3 separate regions of the Homo sapiens genome follow, and all the other regions are linked to region 1. A link is a loop called in an ENCODE intact Hi-C map of the cell type or tissue named here. Cell type or tissue: ascending aorta. All regions are shown on one strand. Links, peaks and the distances in the headings refer to the core of each region. The heading gives the core; the rest is flanking DNA.

What was found. A loop is a pair of places that touch in the nucleus more often than their neighbours do. Peaks named below come from ENCODE experiments on the same cell type or tissue, not always from the same donor. Only the 100,000 strongest peaks of a DNase experiment are listed, where the experiment ranks them.
Region 2: a loop joins it to region 1, with 2.0 times the contacts of the local background. A loop is called at or near these places in 1 of 110 quality-filtered maps.
Region 3: a loop joins it to region 1, with 2.0 times the contacts of the local background. A loop is called at or near these places in 1 of 110 quality-filtered maps.

The regions. Positions count from the first base shown.
Region 1 is chr12:24,423,343-24,428,815 of GRCh38, forward strand. It overlaps a transcript of SOX5 not described here. Among named protein-coding and RNA genes, the nearest start is that of LINC00477, 160 kb to the right of the region's middle. In ascending aorta, for the core only: no CTCF peak of the experiment used is centred there; a DNase peak (open chromatin) is centred at 2,419; H3K27ac peaks cover 1,353 bases.
Region 2 is chr12:24,535,836-24,541,308 of GRCh38, forward strand. It overlaps a transcript of SOX5 not described here. Among named protein-coding and RNA genes, the nearest start is that of LINC00477, 46 kb to the right of the region's middle. In ascending aorta, for the core only: no CTCF peak of the experiment used is centred there; DNase peaks (open chromatin) are centred at 2,356 and 2,656; H3K4me3 peaks cover 2,006 bases; H3K27ac peaks cover 2,513 bases.
Region 3 is chr12:24,484,708-24,490,180 of GRCh38, forward strand. It overlaps a transcript of SOX5 not described here. Among named protein-coding and RNA genes, the nearest start is that of LINC00477, 97 kb to the right of the region's middle. In ascending aorta, for the core only: no CTCF peak of the experiment used is centred there; no DNase peak of the experiment used is centred there; H3K27ac peaks cover 1,323 bases.

The DNA of each region.
Region 1 (5,473 bases), core at 638-4,637:
AAGTACTTAGTAAATGAAATTTGTCTTTTGTGATTTCCTCAAATCTACTTTCTATGATTAATCTACTATACACTATCAAAGAGTATTAAAACTATAAAACGTCCATTGTGAGATTTCAATGAGGCTCAAAGACGGGTTTTCATGCTTTCTATATGTAGGAATACTAGAGAATTTTTACATCTATATCATTCCTTCTACACGGAGCATTTCATATAACAAAGTATGTAGAAATCACACAATATTCCCAGGAAATATAATCGTCTTTTACCCAAAGCCTCAGCAGTCAACAGTTTAAAATGCCATTGCTGGCTGAACACACAGGTATTTACCTGGGTCATGAACTAAAATGGCAATTGTCCCAAATATTTCTATTCATCTGATGGGTGCCACAGGAGCCTCAAGGGGCATGGTGGTGACTGCAATGTACGGGCTATTGATCTGAGTATGACTGAGGACAAATGGAATCACTTCCGCAGTCACAGAGGTGTCCTAGGAGGTCTGCTAGCCCAAAATGACCTGTTGGCTTTGAGATGCATAGGCACCACTGGACACTGCGCAGCAATGACAGAGCTGCATGGAACGAGGAGATAAGGGCCCCAGCATGCATCTTTGGCAGGAAAATTCACTCCATTTCATTTTTTTAAATAAAAATGACAGTGGGCAATAATCACACAATTTAATTATTCCTTTGGGTTCCACATAAAACTCAAAGAATATAAAATCACCAACCACTGATCTGCTACCTGTGGCAGCTGAAAAATATTACAGTGGAATTTCAGGGGCAAATAGCAAAATGAGCATCTCCAAATTGTTTAGAAAAGGATCTTCAGTCTGAGAATTGACGGCACAGCTTTAAGAATAGATAAAGGACTGCCTGAAGGATCTGTCTAGCTTCCTGAGTTTTTTAAAAGTAATACCTTCATTTGCATAGTAATAACCCAATTATCGTAAGATTAGGTGACAGGAATCTCATTATTGCTATTTCCACAAAACAGTCGATATTTTATTCAATATCTTTTAATGTTACACACCTTAAAACATAATTATTCAATATACCCTCATTCATCTTTAATGTAATTTTCTTTTTTGAAAACCTTGCCATAATTGTTAGTTTTTATGGCATATACTAGTGTTTAAACAAGCACTTTTCCCCCGCAGGCTGCTATGAGAACAAGCAAAAGCAACCAACAGCTTGGGGGCACTTGTCTTCCCCCCACCCCCCAAGTTACTAGTAAGTTCACCAAAAGATTAAACTCACACACAGGACTGCTAAAAATCTGTTGTAACGACCTCTGCACTCTTCCCAACACTATAGTTTCCCCTCCTTTTCTGTCACTTCATGCTCCACAAAAGATGCTTCCATAATGAATTTTGATCTTAAGGCAACTCTGAAAGTGTTAGCAAATACATTCTGTTAAATTTCAAATTGTATGATCTGGGCTCTTTTCTTTGTGAGTTTTTTTTTTGGGGGGGGGGGATGGCTGTTTTTCCCCCTAGACCACATTGTAATACACACACACATACAAAAAAATCCTTCTGAGACAGCTGACATACTGGGGAGACCATCTGCCTGCCATAGGTTTACCTGCCATAGGCTTTTACAGTTTCAATTACAAGATAATCAGTACGATAAGTGGCTGGTTACCAGATTAACGGTGGAAACAAAGCAATGAAATAGGGGGGAGAGAGACAGAACTGCCTACATTAAGAGACTACAGAGCCATACATGCTATTACTTCAAAATGATATCAGAATTAATGTAGAGTGAAAACAGCAGTTAGACTTTGTCATGGGAGGAAACAACATCAAAGGGCTGTGGTTTGGAATCTGGGGCTAACACTCCTTAACTGTGGCCCTAGGGACTATGTCTTCTTCGTGATGTTATCTCTCTATACTTTATGAATGAACACTCATTAATCATAGGTATAACAATTAATCTGTAGAAAAGGACCCTATGCTTCTTACTCAACACACAACTAAGTTTTCTCAGGATTTCATCGAATCACCAGCACAATTCATTGGCATTTTCTAAATGACCTAAGAAACTTCGACAGGCATCAGATGCTCCTAAGAGCCCACCTGACTACAAGCTCACCACTGCATACCCAAACCATCAAAACCACACTTCACTCTTCCCAGGCCTGATCTTTGGAAGAGATTGCAAAGCTGGCATAACATTACTTGTTTACATGTTTAATGAATTTTGGGGGGTACTGACTGCACTTTGTAATTTTTTTACAACAATCGGGAAACCACCATTCTTTAAAATGAGTTTAGTTGCTGTAGACAATTTTCCCCCAAATAGAAAATGTAAAAGAACATTTCTGATTTAGTAAGGCTTTTACTGGAATTAAGTTGGGTGGTTTATGTCTTTCAAGTCACCGGGCTGTTCCTCAGAAACTATGCATAGCAACAAGTACATGAGTCAGACATTTGGTCCAAACCTCTTCTTACAGAGAAAAATAAACTCACAGGGCACACTGTGAGTCAAGATCACCAGGCAGAATTAGAATTCAGGTCTCCAAACATTTACTGAAGAGTTCTTTCAATTTCCTCATCCACATCACCTAAATCCCAGACCTCATGAAAAGAATGGCAGCTGTGCTCCATTGATTGAGTGCGGTCATATGTTTAGCCCTCAGTGAGAAACACTACCAAGGAATGGTCAACCGAAAAAAACAAAAGAGCAATAATTAAAGTCATCATTATAGACAAGGCACAGTGGCTCGTGCCTGTAATCCCAGCACTTTGGGAGGCCAAGGCGGGTGGATCACTTGAGGTCAGGAGGCAGAGGTTGCAGTGAGCCGAGATTGTGCCACTGCACTCCAGCCTGGGGGATAGAGCAAGACTCTTGTCTCAAAAACAAACAAACAAACAAACAAAAAAAACACTGCATATTCTCACTCATAGGTGGGAATTGAACAATGAGAACACAAGGCGGGGAACATCACACATTGGGGCCTGTCGGGGGGTGGGGACCTGGGGGAGGGATAGCATTAGGAGAAATACCTAATGTAAATGACAAGTTGATGGGTGCAGCAAACCAACATGGCACATGTATGTATACCTATGTACCAAACCTGCACGTTGTGCACATGCACCCTAGAACTTAAAGTATGATTTTAAAAAGTCATAATTATACACTAAGTATCAGACAATGTACTGTTTTATATTAAATATCAGAACTCACATTTATCATTGAAGGTGAGGTCTGAGAAATTTAGAAATTGTAAGTTAGGATTCAAAGGCAGGTCTGTCTTAAAGAGAAAGCATGGAAGTTGCTGTCATAAAAACAAAGTTTACAGATACAATTTACTTTGCTTTTCTTCCAGAATTTCATATCTTAGTCTTCGCTGAATACTCCAGCGTACTGCCCCATAGTACACAGAAAGCGTCCAGGACAAGGGTGACTGCAAACAAGTTAGAGTTGCAGTACACTACTAAGTCTCGGGGAATCTTCTCTATGGGCATATTACTTCCCTCTCTCTGGAAAGCCCTTGTCTTTTTCCCTCGTCTTTACCCCTCATTATTTATCTAGTAAACTTTGATTCATGCCTAAAAGTCTTGATCACTCATCACTCTTCAATGAAGTCTGCCCTACTACCCAAGCACCTTCCAGTAGAGTGAATCTGCCCTCTCTCTGCTATTCCTGAACTTTTAAACTATTTATTGTTTTTAAATGCAATTATTTGTTTACATGCCGTCTCACTTGAGGAAGTCTCCTTGTGGAATGGGTTCAATTCATCTTAATATCCACAGTACCTATTAGCGATATACCTGAAACAGGTGTTTTATAAATATTCAACCATTATTGAACTATAGATACTTGTCAAACCTTAGTTAGAGCAATGATCACATTCTATCTGGCATGAAAAGTTTCTGCTTATGCCTTTTCTATATAAGAAACAGTTCTTTGAAAGATGTCTTATTCCCCCTACAGCACCAAGAAGAGTACCTCACAGACAGTAAGTGTCCCAGAACTGTTGGTTTAAATCACTTATTTAACGGGGTGGAAGTGTAAATAACTAAAATATTGCAAGTTTCTTTAAACCTAGTTGAGGATAATAGCAAATTTTTCTCTTCTTGAGTCACCTTCAAAGCATGGGATTATATCACATGGGAGATAGAATAAATGCACTGTAGCTAAAAATTAGATGGCTGAATCCATGGCTAAAATGCTACTTTTCTTCAGGATTAATTGAGTGCAATCTTTTATCTGTTTCTATTCAGCATATGTAGTATATATCGGCTATGCATCTGAGGACAGCTGCCATTCTATTTACAGCATTATCTAAAAATGGCAACATTAAATCCATCTTCCATCTCTTTGAGATCTTTTTCAACTACAGAATCATCTCAGATGTTCTGCTTTTAGAGCAAAATATATGAGGTGTGAATGTGTGTAACAGTAAAAGACTAACAGGCAGAAATCCACGACGGTGGAAATATCTACCAGCGCTTGATAAAACTTTCCTCCTTTCCCCATCTCAAGAAAAGCTAGGGCAAGGAAGCTAGAAAACATCAGGGGGCAAATTAAAAAGGTAGAAAACCCTGCCCTTATACCCCCATTCAGAAGTCTAAGAACCTAAATATTGATTTTTCAGGGCTTTTGTTGCTGACTGTAGAGATTTTGAGCCTAGACTGAAAAACAAACAGCAGAGGTGTGTGCTGACAAACCTCCCAAATACTATACTGCATTCCAGATTTTTTTTGAGAAAGTTAAAATTCATCTTTCAGCTTTTTTAAGGTGAAAAAGCTGTGACCGTGCTAATTATTTATTGTAAGTCTCCATATTCTACATCTTAACACAAATTCACTGTTAACTTCACTGAAGATCGTTAAAAGAAGAGGTAAAACAAACCCAAAAACCAAAAAAAAAAAAAACCTGAGTTTACAGTAAGAACATACAGAAATGACCTTGCTGGCCAGTCTGAACGACTTGGGAAAATGTGCACTCTTTCAATTGCTCTTCTCTTCAAATTTCCAGACTCTACCTCTTCTGTTTCACCAAGCTTCAAGTCCATTTTTAAATTCAATGTGCCAACTAGACAGGACAGGAAAAGAGAACAGTCCTTTCATAGCAAAGATCAACTAGACTTGGAAAAAATTAAAAGGCCATTTACATTTTTCTTTTAAAAAGCTAATTTGGCCAGATGCGGTGGCTCACACCTGTAATCCCAGCACTTTCAGAAGCCTAGGCAAGAGGATCGCTTGAGCCCAGGAGTTTGAGACCAGTCTGGACCACAGAGTGAGACCCTGTCTCCATAAGAAAATTTAAAAATTAGGCATGGTGGCACATGCCTGTAGTCCTAGCTACTCTGGAGGCTGAGGTGGAACAATTGCTTGAGCTCCAGCCTGGGCAACAGAGTGAGACTCTGTTTCTCAAAAAAAAAAAAAAAAAAAAAAAAAAAAAAAAAGCTAATTTCCTCATCATGTTATAGGTCTTATAAGTTCAGAAACCATCATTCTACAA
Region 2 (5,473 bases), core at 1,034-5,033, 110 kb after region 1:
CTCTACCACGGCTGGTCCCAGCTCCACTATAAGCGGCTGACAATTGCTTCCCCCGCCCCACCACCCTGTGTTCCTTCACCCCCTCCCAGATGCCACCAAAAGAATCACAGAAAGTCTCTCAGTAGCACTTTGCTTCTCAGCAGGAAGCTGTACTGTTTGTGATATCCATTTTGATTCAAACCTAAATTAGGCCTCTGGAAATAGGTAATGCACAAAAAGAAGCATTTTGTGTCACCAAATTATTATTATAGGTTACTGTTAACCCTTGGAAGATAGAGGTGAGCTCCGTAGCTCCCCACTGAGGTGACTATTTGTCATGAAATCATAGGCCCTACCTCAAAAGATGTTTCAGGTGAGCTTGCAATAAGGCAAACTGTCTAGTTGACCTATAGGATTCTGAAAGCTAGTTTAAGTGGGAAAGCTAAGAGAAATGCCAGTTAAACAAAAGGATCAGCACAGCATGGGGAACCAGCAGTGTGCTAGCACAAGTTTAACAGCTGACAGCACCTAGAGAGAGATGTCGGGATCAAGGCATTTTACTATCAGACCGATTTAAGACCCTTCCCTTCAAAAGCGCTCCTTGCAAAGACTTGTAGGGTTTTGAGGGGCAAAAGTTCAGAGCAACACACATTTTTTTTTAAAGAGGTCATTTGCGATCAAACTGTCAACGAGTCCTATTAAAATAATGAATTCCAGTATGGAATATGCTGATGCTTCTATTTTTTCATACAGTTTAGATAGTAAATAAATTTTACTTTTGAAAATCCCTGCTCAAAAAGTTAAACTTCTGGCCCTAATTAAGATTCAGAAAAGTCTCAGAGCTCACCCTAAAAGTACTCCTGCATTACAATCCTAGCACCAGTTCTTGAAAACCTTTGTCATTTTTACTTTTTCTAATTTAAGCTTTGTAATCTGTGATTCTCCCATATTCTTCATCACTACATTAAAATAAGCAGCATTCGTAATGTTATTTATAAACACAGCTGAATTCAAGGATTCAAATCAAAGGCAACTTTCTATCCACCTATATTAGGGAAAAAAACATGCAGAATATGCATGTCATCTTCTCGTCATTCAGCACAACTCGGGTTCCTTTCTGATTCAAAACTGTAGAAGAGACAGTCATCATGCCACACAATAATATTAGCTTTTCATTCTTCCGTGTGCATTTTTACTCTGTTTTGGTAAAAATATTATCACGTGCTCCTGGCTTATCTCATTAAAATAAATAGACATGACTGAATTCATATCTCTGGAGACACAGTAAACACAATGCAAAATGTAATTCCTCAAATTGGAATAACTGCTCTTTATTGAATAAATAACTAAATAATTAAAGCTTCTTCAAAGTGAGTATCATAGGTTGATGATGAAAAGTAACAGAATTATTCTGCAACTGGTAACATGGAAAAATAAAACAGCTGATAAGAACAACCAAAGTTTTACAGGGGGTTTAGCAGACTCTGGATCCTAGCCAAATTTCATAGCTGCCTAGAGTTTTTAGCTGAGTATCTAAAATTTGAAGGCAGAGTCAGTGTTCCTCTTGCATTTCCTAGACACAACTCATAAAATGATAGGTTCTTTTTAATGTCTAAGAATCTTGTTTAGTTCTCATTCTGCTCAGCAACATAATCTTCAGACTGAGGAAATGCCTGTTGAATCCCGTCAACTGCAGTATATAACATTTTAACATCAGAAGTCCTGGAACCACACACCTCAGGGTCAGGCCAGCAGATTTTCCCAATGCAGTCTCATTCAAGGAATTGTGATTAGCTAATGACTTGGTTTGCTTAGGTTATCTAGCTATCATCTGAATGCCAGCTACTGAGAATAAATCTCTTATGTTTCCATGTTCTAAGATAATTCCTCCATTCAAATACTCAACGCCATTTCATCTAGTCACAGTTAAAGCACCTCCCTGTTGACAAGGCATTTTCTCGAAAGTTTCTGCAGACTATTTGTCCACACTGTACATACCTGCTCAGTCCATCCCCTGGGAAGTTGCTTTTGCCATAGCTTCCTCTTTAAAAATATTCCTACACCCATGCTGGTTTTGTATCTGTTCAGTTCAAATTTAGATTCATTGGTACTTTTCCACAGTTACATTTCTTGTTCGATTGATGTTTCCTTTTATTTATTCTGAAGTTTTCGATGTAAGACAAACAGGAATACCACCTTCTAAAATTACTACTATCCTACCATCCTCCGATGGAACATTAACGGGAAGCAATATTCTCCAAAGCTATGAAGCATACACTGCCCTAAATTACATTGCAGTCGCTGCCCTGAGCTCACACATTTTTGAATAGAAAGGCTCCCAGGGATCTCTCTGTACTGACTGCATTTACTGCTTTAAAATATTTTTAACCCAGACGCTGAAGTGCCAGCCTTGCAGTTCCTCATGCTAATCCCAGCTTGGGTGGCTGTTCTTAAGGGAAAGCATTCAAAACATTGTAACAGTGCATCAACTTTGACCCTTTTCACTTAAACATGAGACTCTTAAAAAAAAGTTTGAATTCCAGAGGGAATCACTGAACTTTGACCTGCTTAAAATTAGTTTTGTTTTAGTGCCTTCACGGTGACTCAACAGGCCAATTTTCCAGACACTTAAGACGTTTCTGCCCCTGAAGATTTCAGTTCAAGTCTACAGCTATGTTCGCCGGTCAGATCAGAACACTTTGTCCCAGGGTTTCAAGCAACAAATTCCCAGATCTCCATCTCTCTGCCAGATGTTGGCATTACTTGGTATTAAGCTGGATCTAAACACACACACACACACACACACACACACACACACACACACTACACGATAAGAAGACAGACTCTAATATTTTTTTCTTCCACTTAGAGCCTTTTAAGAAACAAAGTTTTCCACTCAAAATTCAGTCATGGGGAAATGTTTATCAGAATTGTATAAACATTACTTACTAGCATAACTCCTACAACACTAAAACTCTTAACTTTCGGTTAGCAGTACTATGACATATTTAAAATATGGTCTTTCTAAATCTATCTTTATCAATGGGGAAAAAACACGCTGGGATTTTGTTTTCTAATCTATTACAGATTTTAGATATTGTTAATGAACAATTATCACATCACAAATGAACAATATCACACTGTTATACTTTCTTTCAGTAGAATTTCAAATATGACGTTTGTTGTCAAAAAGTCATGGCAATTAATAAGTAACATAAATTTACCAAAACACTAAAGGTATAGTGCATGTTCAGTATGATTTAGTCCCCCAAAACTCATCCCCCCTTTAAGAAAACAAAACTTTACAAAAACAAATTAGCCAATTTCATTAATATAAACCAACGTGTTTAAAAAGAACAAAGTACCTATTAGTTTGGAACAAGTCCTACATAAACCCTGTGTTTAAAAATGTTTAGAAAAGTCAAGGATACATGCATTCAAGTAAGAAAAAAAACAACTGGGTAGTATGAAGCCAGAAAACAAAGAAATTTTAACACAGGTAGTTAACCAGGGTAAAATAATTACTATAAACACAAATTAGTCTGTATAAATCACATATCATGTTAAACAAGAAGTCATTATTGTCTCCAACTGTTGAGCTACCTTTATTAAAAGGTGATGTTACAAAAGTGTGTTCCAGAGCTTCATGTTCAAACACTGGTTTACACTTAAATCTATCAACTTTCAAAAAGCTACCAATGATATTCTTAAAATATAGACATTTGATCCCTATTGTAATGCACTAAAGCTGGAAGGCAGACATTACAAAGATGGTACAGGGTCACAAAAACTGACCACAGTAAAATTATCTTTTAATTGTTTGCTCTCCTTATACTCAGAAAAGAAAAACTACTCACCTAAGTCTCTCTGGCAAACATTTCCTTAATTTCCTACATATTTAAGAAGGAACACAATAAAGATGTTCAAAGTGGGAGGAAATGGTGAATTTCTGGATACGTATATTAATTTAGTCCTACTTCATTTTCATTTTACTCATAAGTCATTCAACACATAAACACTGAATGACCGCAGAGTTCTTAAAATAAGAAAACATTTGGAATTCCTTCCAGTTATGTTACATTTCAAGCACATGTAACCATATGCGTTCTTTACTGATGGCTAAGAAAATAATTACTTATAGTTTTGAAAACTGGGTCAATTATTTATATGAAGAGGTGAACTGGAATGAAAATTCCAAGTGCTATGAACTAGTGCCTTCAAATGACATAAAAATTAATATGCATTATGTAAGATGCTAATGAATACACATACTTACAGATCAGACAGTCAATGGCAGTATTTAAATAAAATTATACTGAGATGTTCTCACGTAAGGACCTTATCTGAAGAATCTGCCAACATAGGATTAGCATTGTAGTTACTTAATCCTTTGTTTTAATAATAAAATATACTGCTAATTATGTAAGGTATTTGGCCTTGCATTCCAAAAGACATATTCGCATTTTTCTTTGTATACGTTGTAAAAACTAATGCAAGGTAATGTGACTTTTTTAAACAAACATACCTTGTCATCTAAGTTCAAATGTATTTTACCATGTTAATGGTCACCTTAGAACACTACTCACTTAAAGATCAGCCATTATTCACAGTATTTTTCTCTCCATCTGAAACTGTTTTCTAAGTCTGTGCACACATATGCAAGCACACACACTTCTAAATATCCTCAATGGTGACAAATTTCATAATTTGAAAGTCAATTTTAGCCATTTTCATCATTTCAGAGAGACATTTATAGCCAATTCTGGTGAATTAAAAAAGGATGATGAATCTTGGTATAAAATGCGATTAGAAAGTAATGAGATGGATGTTTTAGTCAGGCTTGCAAATGATTCAAAAGACAATTTCGAGAGAGGAAGTTTTTCCAAAATGTTTTGAACAATGGCATCATTGGAAAAGGGGTTTTGCTTCTCTGGGTGACAATTTTGAAAACAACATTAATATGAATGCATAAATTATAGTGCAATCGTTGTTTTCAAAAATCAAACTCTGTACTTTGCAATCATACCCTGCAAATATTAAATAGAGCAAATCTACATTTTTCCTGTAGATGGCTATGTATGTGTATTCTGAAGCTTCCATTGGGTGAAACTAACCATAAGTTGCATTGCAAAATATCATATATAATATAAACTTAACATAACCCTTTTAATCTTTCAAAAAATATGGCATGCAATTTTTTAAAACCCTATTTTCATTGTCAGATATTTACAACAAGCCCCAGTCTGTAGGCTTCTATAAACTTTTCTCTCCTATAAACAGTCAAAATCTGGCAAGAGCTCACTGTGGGATTATGCACAAAAACTGCAAATTTAAACAAGGTGCGAGCTTATACTTTTTCACACATTATTGTATCATGCTGCACCAGAACACTAATGTATGCACAGTTCCAAAATAGCCTGGGCTATTACTGCACAGCCTTGAAAACTACTAATATCCTGATGAGAGCACCTTTCAAAAGCTGCTCCTTTATTAT
Region 3 (5,473 bases), core at 1,034-5,033, 62 kb after region 1:
GAGAAAATCGTGTCAAAAACATTTCTGAAATCACTTTCCAGTGAACACTCAGGACCTTTTTCCATCAAATTATGATAGCGTTAATTAACTTATATTCTTCTCAACCCCTGTTTTGCATAAAGTTGAATCCAAAAAGTTTAAATCTGGAGGTAGAAATAAAACATAAGTAAATGATAAAATTAAATAATGTAAAACCCTTTACTAGAGATCATTTTTAAAAACACATGGAAAATAAATACTTTTGTATTCAGAGCGGTCAGAAACTCTGAGGGCTAGAAAGATAAAAAGTTGATCCAGGAGTTGGAATTTAAGGGAGGATTTACAAGGTTCGGACAGATGGAGAAAGGAATAAGAGTATTTAGGTATTAGGAAAATGGTCTGCACAGAAAAGTGGAGATGGGCTCAAGCAAAATAGAAGAAGGAAACACAAGTTATTCAACAGAACACTAAGAATATATCACAGCAGAACAAAGCCGGTAAAATGTGAATACCGCATCCCAACAAATAATAATGAAAACATAGGCCAGATGATTAAAATAACATTTGGAGGATTCTCAGCTTCAACTTATATAAATAATTGCAAGATTTTTCTAGCCTTGATAATCAAACTTCTATCTTGGAAGCTATTAAAAATAACTTTACCAGTATTTCAGATTAGGATATGAGTAGCTTAGAACTGGCATTAAAAGCACAGAATTGTCCAAACAAATTGTGAAAAACGAATTGTTCAAGAGTTAAAAAACATTTTAGTGATGTACGGGAAAATGACTCGACCAGAAAGGCTCCAATTCGCAGTTTCTCTGCCTTTGGCTTTCTGCGTGGCAACTACTCTGTAACTGGTTTTCTTTTATCTGTAAAATGCTTACAATAACAAGTACCCTTCCCATTTGTTGTGATGACTAGGAAAAAAAAATGTATCTAAAGAGCACCTAGAAATAAATGTCTGGTATCTAATAGTTATCAATAATTGGTAACTATTACTATTATGTACTTTTCCACAGTAAGGCCTATAATATGATTAAAAATGTTTTTATCATCCCTCCCCTCAACCCTAAAATGCTTGTCTTCCTTTTTCCATCTGACAAAAACATGTGGGTCTTTCAAGCAGCCACATTTTACACATATTCAGTACATGCCTCCTGCCAATATTTTTTTCCCTGTAGGCCTTTTCAATTTTTATAAATGTTTTGAGATGCAACATATATAAAAGATAAACTGCCAATCCATATACCTTTCTGTTGTTGTTGTTGTTGCTGCTGCTGCTGTTGAGACAGGGTATCTGTTGCCCAGGCTGGAATGCAGTGGTTCCATCATAGTTCACTGCAGCCTCAATCTCCTAGGCCCAAGCCATCCTCCCACCTCAGTCTTCCAAGTAACTGGAACTACAGGCACTAATTTTTAATTTTTTTTGTAGAGACAGGGTCTTTCTGCGTTGCCCAGGCCAGTCTCGAACTCCTGGCCTTAAGCGATCCTCCCACCTTGGCTTCCCAAAGTGCTGGGATTATAGACATAAGCCACTGCACCTGGCCCCCTATGCCTTCAGTAGATAATGTGAAACTCAAGGATCTCAAAACCTGAAGACTTACAAGTAACCTGGTCCAGCCACTACCCGAAGTGTGAGTTTCTTCTCTACCATCCCACCAAGTAATTAAATTTGCCTGTGTGGAGTACGTCCAGGAAGGGCACTCTTTCTGATTAAAGCCAACTCCAATCTGAAGCAGTTACAATGGGAGACTCTTCCTTTGACTGAGCCCACTATACCTGACTCCCTCTAAAAACTGCATAAGAAAGAAATCTAGGTACACTTATGTCCACAACTCTTTCCCATTTGGGAGGTACCTTGTCCCCTCTGGCCTCTCTTCTCGATCTTTCTCAAGCCCCCTCATCATTCTGGTCATTATCCCCTATAATCCTTTAAAGCTATGACTTAAAGCTAGTTAAAAATAAGACTCATAGAATGTAACAGAGTAGTTTCAGGCCCACATCAGCAATATAGCTCTTTTTCTAGATGTTCAACTTCTGTTAATGTGACCCAACATCATTCTAGTTTCAGGCACAGCCTAAGCAATGTTACCAACACCACAATGTTAACATGTACTGAGTCCCTTAAAACCATTAAACTCTTTCTTTCCCTTGTAATATGAGGAAATCACTTCTTCAACATCTCCATGTGTGTAGACTTGATGTTGATCCCAGTAGCAACTCCCCCCAGCTGAGATGAATTTGCACCCTGATACTGGTAAACAACACACTGCTCATTTATTCCAGGCTGGTAGGGTCTTCAAACGTGCTCATTCTACCAGCTCATGGGGAGAGTGAGTTATATATTATGGTCAGGGACACAGCCTTCTAGCAAGACACTAGAAGTTTTCACTATTATATCAATCCACGGAGCCAGTGTTCTCTGTCTCTAATGTTAAATAATTCTAAAGAATATTTAAACTTCTGATATGCTAAAATGAAAATTTGATCAAAGAAGTTAATATAAAGCTTTTCACTGAACATCCTAGCTCCCTGCACCCCACTATATCTGTGAATTAGTCTTTGAAAACACTGTAGATTTCCAAATAATCCAGAATTAGAACCAATAGATTTATGTCTCATTTCATTTATCTGACAACAAAAGTTAAATTTAAAAGCTTAGGAAAATGTTTCTTTATAAGTTTTCCAAACTAAACTACATTATATTTTCTAAATATCATCAATGCTTCTTTTATAAAAACCAAAAGGTAAATATCATAAGGGGACTGTATACAGGAGAGACTGGCTCAACAGGATATTTTATGGATATTCATTGACAGGCATGAGGAGGCTGGATTTGCAAGAGGACAAAATTTTTCCCTAATATTATTTGAATATGTTAAATAGCTCATTTCTTCATTTTAAAAATATGCAAGTTAAAATCCCCCTTAAGACTCCATTTAAGACAGAGCTATTCCAGAGCAACAAAAATTACCTCTATTTAGCTGACATTCAACTTTTGGAGATATTTCTCCCAAGAAAAGACAGTGAATATTGAACTGTGGAGCTCATTCAAAGAGGTTGTCATCACCACAACTTCTGCCTGTTTTACTAAAGACCCAGCTGCCAGAAGATGAGTAAGTGCCTCTACCATCAGGTTCATAGTACCCAGTGTCCTCTTTTTTTTTTCCCCAAAGACAAAAACTTTCAATAGAATTTTAGAGTTCAGACAACGCAAGGATTCAGTACGTTTCAAACCCAAGGAACAGAAGATAAGGGTAGAGTTCTCATCTCTCTTCCGTAGCAGGATTGGGGAACACCTTTATCACCCAACTGAAACACAGTAGAGGAAAACTATATGACTATTATTTCCCTGGAGCAAAATTAAAACAGTTTTTCATTTGTTAAACTGTCAAAAGATGTGGGCTTTTAAAAAGAGAAAAAAATGCTGACAGTTGAATGAATCATCATGGATCTATTCAAGTGTGACTTAAAATGTTTGCTTTTACTTAAGGTTAAAAAAAATTATTCAACTCTTTATACTATAGGCCATGTCCTATTATTTATTTGTTACCATGAGTTGCCAGGTTCCCAGATACAATGCATGTCTGATCAACATGTTGCAAAAAGATCTACAAAGCAGGGTGTGGTAACTCACCCCTGTAATCCCAGCGCTTTGAGAGGCCAAGGCAGGAGGATTGCTTGAGGCCGGGATTCAAGATCAGCCTGGGCAACATAACAAGACCCTGTCTCTCCAAAAAAATAAATTAGCTGGGTGTGGTGGTGTGTGCCTGTAGTCCCAGCTACTTGAGGGGCTGAGGCCAGAGAGATTGCTCAAACCCAGGAGTTCAAGGCTACAGTGAACTATGATGGCACCACTGCACTCTAGCCTGCATGACAGAGTGAGATCCTGTCTCAGAAAAAAAATCTACAAAATATTACTCAATCTGCAGTAGCTGGATCTGACTAGAAATTTTCACATTTAATTTTGAAGATGTTCAATATCTAATCTTTTATTTTGTCCTAAGTAATAAGTGTAAGTATTTTAAAATCCTCCTGAAACCCCAACCCCACTCTTACCCAGACTCTTAAAACCATCCAGTCTAGATAATCAAAGCCAGATTGTCTTCTGAAGCATGAAGGTGATGTTAGGTGATTTCCATTAAGCAGAATTATCCTAAATCTACACGGCATCCACAAAGCATCACAAGTTAATTTTAATACCTTAGAGATTTCAAGGATTCTATATTTTTAAAATATTGTAATAGAAAGTTAAAGACGGATGGAATGATGTCCCAGAAAACTATATTTATTGTGCTAATGCACCATTTGTCTTCTAGGCAAGCAACTAAAGGTCATTTGTTCTTCATGGCAAGGGTTGAAAATAGTTTGCATTGAAGGTCTAACTTACGGGACCAATGTGAAACCCCTCAGGCCTAAAGTGACCTTTTTATGCCAACACACACGTCCAAATCTCTTAAAGAGGCAAGCAGTGATGTTTGCACTCAGATTTTCAGTTACTTCAACTCTCTTTTCCTAAATGACTCTGATGGAGAAATTGGAATCATTTGCTTCATGTAGATTTCAGTATACTTGTTCAACTATCAGAGCCAGGTATCAGAGTCAAATATTGGACTGAAGAGGGGGCAAGTTTCCAAGCCTACATTTGCCAAATGAGAGGGAGAGTGTGGGAGAGAGAGGCACGTGGTGAAATCTGTTTGGGAGTGGGAGCTTGCTTCCTTTCCCTGGGGGTCTAAGTGGACTTGCGGGAGGCTGTTCAGTTATCCCACAGCTGTGCCTGGAAGAAACCCAAGGCCCAGAGAGAGCATGCCTTCTTCAGAAGAGTAAGGATCTGAAGAAAGAAGAATAAAGAGAGAAGGAGATAAGGCCTACAATTAAGGTTGATGGCGATTTCACTTGACAAAAATCTTCATGCTTCCAAATAGCCAGGAACTTTAGGAATTCTTGCCCCAGATCACTTAATAAAAAGAATTGTTGAGCAGTGGAAAAGTTGCCATCTTCAGTTACATCTATCCCCTTAACACATACCCGTTTTCAGGTGGCAAGTTGGCCATATTCCTGCCATCCCAAGGCAGGGCAGCAGCACATCCCTTATCAGCAAACAAGGCTCTGATGGCTACAAAGGGGTGTATGCTTTAACTTTCTCTTCCACATCAGCTGGGGCTGACTTTTCTCTCAGGCTTTGCTAACTACACGTTGGGATTCCTGCCTGAGAAACGTAGTCCAGAACTGCACCCAAAACATTGTCTAACTTTTAATGTGGTGTTTAAAGACACCTACTTTCTAGTTCACTCACTACTGCCCACAGATACAGAAGGCAAAATCAGCGTAGAAGCCCTCACAGCAAACCTCTCTTGGGTTCACAAGTCTTACTGCAGTGGATGGCAGACTTCATACATTCAGCGCACTGCTTTGCCACATTTGGGTGATAAAACAATGACACAGAACAGATGCTGCAATGAAGAGAGGAGAGACCATTTGTTCTATAACT